Linked DNA regions of Mus musculus: region 1 is linked to region 2. A link is a contact called in ENCODE Hi-C data. All regions are on one chromosome and are shown on one strand. Each heading gives the region's core, a stretch centred on a gene start or an enhancer-like site at or near the end of the contact. The rest is flanking DNA. Distances are from core to core; before and after follow the strand shown. Region 1 holds the start of Amfr (autocrine motility factor receptor). Region 2 holds the start of Defa23 (defensin, alpha, 23).

The links. A loop is a pair of places that touch in the nucleus more often than their neighbours do.
Region 1: a map of T-helper 1 cell shows a loop between it and region 2 (2074-fold over the local background). The contact joins the promoter of Amfr here to the promoter of Defa23 in region 2. A Hi-C loop is called at or near these places in 4 of 37 maps with a recorded cell type or tissue (T-helper 1 cell, T-helper 17 cell and regulatory T cell).

Annotation. Positions count from the first base shown.
Region 1 is chr8:94,010,695-94,014,584 of GRCm38, forward strand. Amfr (autocrine motility factor receptor) reads right to left here and starts at 1,946. Exons shown (of 14, transcript NM_011787.2): 1 at 1,525-1,946. The coding sequence starts at 1,767.
Region 2 is chr8:21,052,941-21,056,631 of GRCm38, forward strand. It overlaps Defa23 (defensin, alpha, 23), which reads left to right and starts at 2,100. Exons shown (of 2, transcript NM_001012307.2): 1 at 2,100-2,312; 2 at 2,872-3,076. The coding sequence starts at 2,141. The coding sequence ends at 2,981.

The DNA of each region.
Region 1 (3,890 bases), core at 696-3,195, about 73 Mb after region 2:
AGTGTGAGGCATAGCTGCGCAAAGTAAGTACTAAACGATAAACAAAACTCACAGCACACACAAGATAGATCTGGGCAGACACCATGAGTGCCAAAACTCCAGAGGACATGCAAGAAAACCGAATAAAGCTCAACTGAGAAATAAGGATTCAAAGGAGGGGAAGGAATGATCAATCTATATGAGGTAAGACTGTGCAAAGAAAAAGAACATTCTTTAAAATGACAATTCTCAGAAACGCCAAAGGGAAGGCCTTAGATTAATGTTTTATGAAATGTTATTAACCTTGGAATTTGAACGTGGGTTTTGCAAGAAGAAACTTACGAAAAAAAAACATTAAACAATACTATTGGCTGTTCTAGTAATAGAATAATGGTTCCAGCTTAAAACAAGGTATCAACGACTACATACACTATAGTCTTCACCCTTGTCAAAAGCACTCCCAACATAATAATTCTAAGTTGTTTACCCTAAAGACGAACAGTTCATCTTTTCTTAGGAGTAGAGAAAGGGGAACTTTGCCCTTCACTGCCTTCTATGAAACTATGCACCAAAGGACCAGGAGGCGTCATCTGCAGCCCACGAAGTTCACAAATCCCGCTGCTTCCTGATGAAGCACAGTGGGAATAATTACAACAAATGAGTTGCATTATAGTTCTACAAACTTATAACATTAACCCCTCAGTCATTTACAGCCTTCTCTAGGCGCCGTGTGGGGAGATACGATCCCCACCAAGCCACAGGAAATCCAAGTGACAATTTTTTAAATCCGGGAGCAACTTTTCCTATTTCTGAGGGTTCATAGAAGAGGCACTCAAGTGCAAGGTGAGAGCAAAATTTTCTCAGATCTGCCCAGCCTAAAATGATGTAACAAACGAAGCCAGTACTTGTGGCATGTGGACATTGCTTATCTCGCACCGGCAGACAAACTAGAACCCTTGTTTCAAAATGGATCGCTAAACGGAGGAATCGCGTTCAAAGGAGGGGCTGCCACACCGACCCGAAAGTGTTTTGCTGCTTTCTGTCAAAAAGGGAACAGTCACAAACCATCGCGGGGGGTGGTTGGGGGTGAGATAAAAGGACGTAGCTGGTCTGTTTGCTTCGTTAAATAGCGCCCATCGGGACTAACGCATTGACAAATAGCACCATTTCGAAGTTGTCTGGCGAAGAGTAAAATGTCCCCCTAACTTCGGCCTTCTCTTCGTCGGCGAGCCGCCCCCAACAACGCCGAGCTAAACCGGACGTGTCGCGGCTTCTCACAGCCTCGGGTCGCCGCACCCCGCCGCCCTGGAGCCCGCGGGTCCGACCGCCCTTGCCTCGACTGTTCTCCCCGGCATCCCGACACCTTCTCTCCGCGGCCCGCCACGCTCGCAGCGCCGCTGGGCCTCGAGCCCCACGCGAGGGCCGCGGTCCCCGGGCCGAGGAGGCCGGGGTCAGGGCCCGGCCACGCCCCCCTGCGGATAATGGGTGACATGGCGGCTCCCGCCCGGCCGCCCGCCCCCGCGCCCGGCCCGCAGCCTCGCTCACCCACACGAACAGGCTGTCCGACAGCAGGTACTGGGCCACGTCGCGGGCCCGGGGGCCGCCGGCGGTCAGGCGCGCCTCGGGCTGCAGTGGGGCCGTTAGCGGCTCCGGCTCACCCGAGCCGTCCTCCGGCTGACTGAGGGCGCGGTAGGCGCTGACGATGGTGCCCAGCAAGGCCAGGCCGCTGAGGCCCGTGTAGGTGCGGAGGCTGGGCCACGGGAAGCGCTCGAGGAAGAGCAGCGGCATGGCGGCAGCGACGGGCTCCGGCCCCCGAGGCTTCCCGCGCTGCGGCCAGGCGCCTGCGGCGGCCTTGCGAAAGGCGCCCACGGGCTCTGGCGTCGCTGCCGCTGCCGCTGCCGCCGCCGCTGCGCCGGGCCGAGCCGGGCCGCTCCTAGCTGCTCGCGCCGCTCCGCCCCGCGCCGCTCCCGCTGCTGCCCCTGCCGGCGCGGAAGAGCCTCGGCGGACTCGGGGCGGGCCGCCGCCCCTAGCGGGACGCGGGCGGGACGGGCGCGGGGGCGCGGCCTTCGTCCCCCGCCCACAGCCGGCGCTCTGCAACCCCGAGAGCACAGGACCCGGCCTGGGGCCCCGCGTCCCGGCCCCCTGCAGCATCCTTGGCGACCCTGGGCCCACTGAAGCCACGAGCGCACCCGAGCCGGGCTCTGGGGTGAGCCTGGCCCGTAGGCAATGACGGCAGGCCTGTGTGCGTGGTCAGGCGGCAGGGTGAGGGTGCGGGACCCCTGCCCCTGGCCACTTGTCGCTTGTTCCTCCCCGCCAAAGCTGGTAAACCCGCCATCCCACCACCCTGTAGACTAGAGGCTTCCTTGGTGTCCTAAAGAAGCGACATGATGCTTAGGAAATAAGAGAAGCCTTGAGATAGAATATTTTTAAAACGGAGGAACCAATTTAACCAGAAATAAAAATCTGTTCCCTCTTAGCTACAAGTAAGAATGTCAAATGCTGCTTAGTTTCTTGGAAAATACCTGTTCCTAAAAGGTAAACCAAAGGGTGACCTTCGTCCTGGCAGTTACACTGCTTGTTAAGTAAACATCCAAGAGAAATGAAAACAGACACCCACACAAAGTCCCTACATTGAGGCTGACAGTAGCACTACTCCTAAAAACCAGAGAGGCAAACCTCGAATTATAGCGTTTGAAAATAAAGTACAGATAATGCTACAATATCAGAGAATGTTGACGATGTCTGAATCAAGCCACACACAGATATCTAAATTCTGTGTGACCACGCTGATAAGACAAATGCATGCAATGTAGAGTAGAAGGGGAGTTTGAAAGAACTGGAGGTGACAGCTAAAGAAGTGACAGGTTGGGGTACTAGTTTCCTGAAGTGAGAATTTCTAAAGTTGCTGTTATACAACTATGAATACACTCAAAGTCACTGAATTGTACACTATAAACAGCAGGTTATATCTATGTGAATTACATAAGATAACATAGGGTACAGTTTTTAATTATTATATCCCCGAGCCATGTGTTAGTGCCTATCCCAGAATGTAGCTCTGTAAACAGCTTTGAATTTTCCAAATTTTCTAATGTGGAGAAATTGTCTTTGTAGTATTTTTTCATGCCAAATATTTCTATAGATCTTTTAAATCTGAAAATTAACCACTGTTATAATTCTTAAAAACATCTCATCATGAGTCTTTGTACAATATAGTTCCCTTTGGTTCGTTCCCAGTCATTTGCAACATGGCTTGTGAGATGAACCATTTGCTACAAACTGGAGTTTGATTCTCATAACTCCCCCAAGTTGTCCTCGGACTTCCATATCTGTGTCTCCCCCACACATAACTAAATGTAAAAATAAAATACCAAGCCGGAACACTATTGTCCAAATAATGGAAATCTTTATTCTGAAAAAAACTTGGGTGGTAATTTTCCAGAGAGATTTTTACAAGGTCAGATCTGAGTCACGATGATTTTTAAACCATTCATTTGTGATGCACACTCAATGTAAGCTACAACCCAGCAGTATTAGATACCAAACTTGTCCTTTCATATTGATGATAACAAAGCTGCCTTCTTTCATCTCAGAAGCGTGGGCTCTCTGAAAATCCAGCATCTGTAACAGATGAAATTAACCCAGCTCAGCTACACTTTAAGATAAGGCCAAAGATTTTGGATGGCTTCTGTTTTGAAAGAGAACAGTCATTGTTCTATTCCTTTACCCTCAAGAAAGTGCTCTGCATGTCATCCTTCCTTCGAGGACCTGTTTGAGATGCTTGTTCTCAGTCTAACCCAGTCTGGCCTCCAGCTCTCGGCAATTCCCCTACTGAAACTCCTGTTAGGGTTAGAGAATGGAGGGCATGAACCACCACACCCAAGCAAACACCTTCTGTTTCCCGAACCCTT
Region 2 (3,691 bases), core at 850-3,349:
GCATTTGTTACTCTGATTATTTTCTGTTGGGAGGAATTTTTTTCTGGTCCAGACTATTTGGAGTGCTGTAGACTTTTTCTATGCTCATGGACATCTCTTTCTTTAGGTTAGGATAGTTTTCTTCTATAATTTTGCTGACCCGTTACGTTGAAAATCTTCATTCTCATCTATGCCTTTTATTCGTAGGTTTGGTCTTCTTCTCATTGGTTCCTGGATTTCCTGGATGTTTTGGTTTAGGTATTTCTTGCATTTTGCATTTTCTTTGGTTGTTGTGCCAATGTTTTCTTTGGAATCTTCTGCATCTGAAATGTTTTTTTCCATCTCTTGTATTCTGTTGCTGATGCTCATATCTATGGATTCTGATTTCTTTCCTAAAGTTTCTATCAGCAGAGTTGTCTCCCTTTGGGTTTTCTTTATTACTACTTCCCCTTTTTGATCTTGGATGGTTTTGTTCAATTCCATCACCTGTTTAGTTTTTCTGTAATTCTTTAAGGAATTTTTGTGTTTCTTCTTTAAGGGCTTCTGTTTGTTTAGCAGTGTTTTCCTATATTTCTTTGAAGGATTTTTGTGCTTCCTCTTTAAGGCCTTCTATCTGTTCAGCCGTGTTCTTCTGTGTTTCATTAAAGGGAGTTCTTAATTTCTCTCTTAAAATCTTTACCAGCATCAAGATATACAATTTTAACTCCAAATTTTGCATGGGATATGTTGGAGTATCCAGGACCTGCTAAGGTGGGAGTGCTTGCTTCTGATGATGGTGAGTTGTCTTGGTTTCTGTTAGTAAGATTCTTACATTGGCCTCTCACCATCTGTTAATCTCTAGCATTCATCTTGATAGCTCTCTCTGGCTGGACTTTTTTCCTTCTCTGATTCTGTTAACCTCTCTCAGCACTTCTGCAAGTCCAACTCCCTCCTGAGTCTCAGTACTATCTGCAGGCAAGCTCTCTTCTTGCAGAAAAGGTGCAGAAAAGGTGCACAGAGGTCTGGAGCTCAGTTCTGCCTCCTGGCGGAAGACCAAGGCAGGAAAGTTGGCCTGTCTCAGAAGCTATGTTGCTTCTGCTGTCTGTGAACTCTCCTGGGTAGATTGGTCTGTGAGGGACCAAGGATACAAGCTTGTGAAGTTTTATATGTGTGTAAAATAGTATTCTTGCTGCTTAGCTATCATACTGAACTTTACATAGAAATATTTTAACAAATGAATAGTATTAATTTACATGTAAATATGAGTTGCACTTGTGATAGGACAAATCCAGACAGTAACTGAGAACAGCAGGAAGTTCTGTACGCTTTGGTGTGTATGTAGTGTGAGAAATGGGATGAAACACATAGAGAACAGTGGTCATGTATGACGAGATGACACTTCTTAAGATTGGGTACTAGCTTATGAACCTCTCTACGTTGTGCATGTCATTTCCTGTAGATCAGTACTCATTTTCTGAAAATAAAAACACTGCAGAATCTCAAGCATGTAGAATGACACATTCCTTAAGGGTCCCAAGCATGGAGATGCTCCTGGACCACACTCTTGTGCGATGTGTTCTGACACTTTGGCTTCTACAGAACAACTCACTCTAGCTTCGTTCTTACAAACTCTGTCTCTTAAATGCAATTCACTAGGGGCACAATGAGGCCATCTTACTTTCTCTATAATGGCCTCAAGTAGGGGGTTCACAATGTTACCCCTCAGGAGGATGATGGATAATACCTGAATCATGCAAAGAAGTGACTCTCCAGTCTACCTGGTCAAGGTCTGATCCACACTTTCTGAGAAGTATAGGCTCCAAGTCCAGAACATAAAAATCTTTTGTTTCTTGAGCTTATCAAATTAGGCAGTGCCCAGCTGTTTTCTTCTCTGACAAATAAGAGGTAAATGCTCAAGCAGATGGGAAATGGGAGAAGACTGCAGGGCCCCTTCATCATTATCAGTGGGGTTTTGTCACAGAACACACAGTGCAACACGATGGTGGCAGCCTTGAGGACAAAGGAACATCAAAGGGAACTTGAGGTTAACAGCCTCTCCAACTTCCCATCAAAGAGTGCCTTCTCTAGGTGTAGGCCTTTCTCTGCCCTATAAATGCAGGCTGAATATTCACTCTCCACACATTGGGCTCCTGCTCACCAATCCTCCAGGTGACTCCCAGCCATGAAGACACTAGTCCTCCTCTCTGCCCTCATCCTGCTGGCCTTCCAGGTCCAGGCTGATCCTATCCAAAACACAGATGAAGAGACTAAAACTGAGGAGCAGCCAGGGAAAGAGGACCAGGCTGTGTCTGTCTCTTTTGGAGACCCAGAAGGCTCTTCTCTTCAAGAGGAATGTGAGTATTGGTGTCCTGTGTGATGGATGCTTGCATCCTCCTGGGGAAGGGATGGAGATGAGCCCTAGAGTCCTGGTAGAGTAATGTGGCTCTCTGGCAATACGATTTTAATTCCTTTTATATTCATAACACTAAGAGCGAGAGTAAAGCAACTCTAATTGAGTATCTTTCTCATAAGTTTTTACTGTAAAATGATATACATGGGAATTTCAACACTCACAGAACTCCAATACTCTGATTAGATGCATATAGAATAGGATTAGTCTTGGGTATTAGTAGAAATCTTTCTTTATGTAAAGCAACATTGAATCAATTTAAAAGTATAATAAAGTGTCTACATCGTGACAAAAGGAACACAGAAATTAAAGACACCTCAGAATGGCTCTCAAGTGCATGACCAACACCCCTGAAGTGTGTTATTGGTTGAGATATCCTTGCTGAAGGCTGTATTGTGGCCAAAACAGCACAGTCATGCTGTATCACAGATCCCCACAGGATCATATACTATTACATGCTGCCAACCTCAAATCATAATGCCTGATTCTTTTTGTGTCTCCAGCGTTGAGAGATCTGGTATGCTATTGTAGAACAAGAGGCTGCAAAAGAAGAGAACGCATGAATGGGACCTGCAGAAAGGGTCATTTAATATACACGCTCTGCTGTCGCTGAACATGGAGACCACAGAGGACAAGACGAGCATGAGTACTGAGGCCACTGATGCTGGTGCCTGATGACCACTTCTCAATAAATTGTTCGCAATATGCTTCCTTTGTGTTCACATTCTTTCAATATATGCTACAAGGCTCAGTCAAGGATCTGTATATAAAGTACCGCAACCTTCAAGAAACCTTTGCAGATGAATGAATACTATAAGTTTTTACTTGCAAGATACTGGCTCTAATTAATATCAATTTAAGGAGGACTCCAGGTTCAGACATAAAATGAATAGAAAGTTCAGAATGCTCATGATCCTCACATATGCTGCTCCTGATTTTTGACTCTGCCTTTAGGTAGTCTTGACTCACTCTCAAAAGACATTGCCTATATGTTAAGAAAAACTAACACTTTGGGTTTCAGGTTTACAGAGTACTAAAATGATTTTTTTTAAAGCTACAGTGTCCTTAAAAAGTGTGTAAATTTTAATGAACCAGACCTGAATTATGGCTTATAAACCGAGGGTTACATTTGGCTCTGTGGAGACAAATTTTATCAATATTAAAAAAAGTTAGTCAGGGCAGAATGGGTAGGATGAAAATCAGGGCATCCCACACTATGATCTGCATGTAATCTGTAGTGTCCAAAGTTGTATAGGACAAAATACAGTTTCTATACAGAAAATGTATTTATATACAAAAAGTGTACATGTCTAATGACTGCAG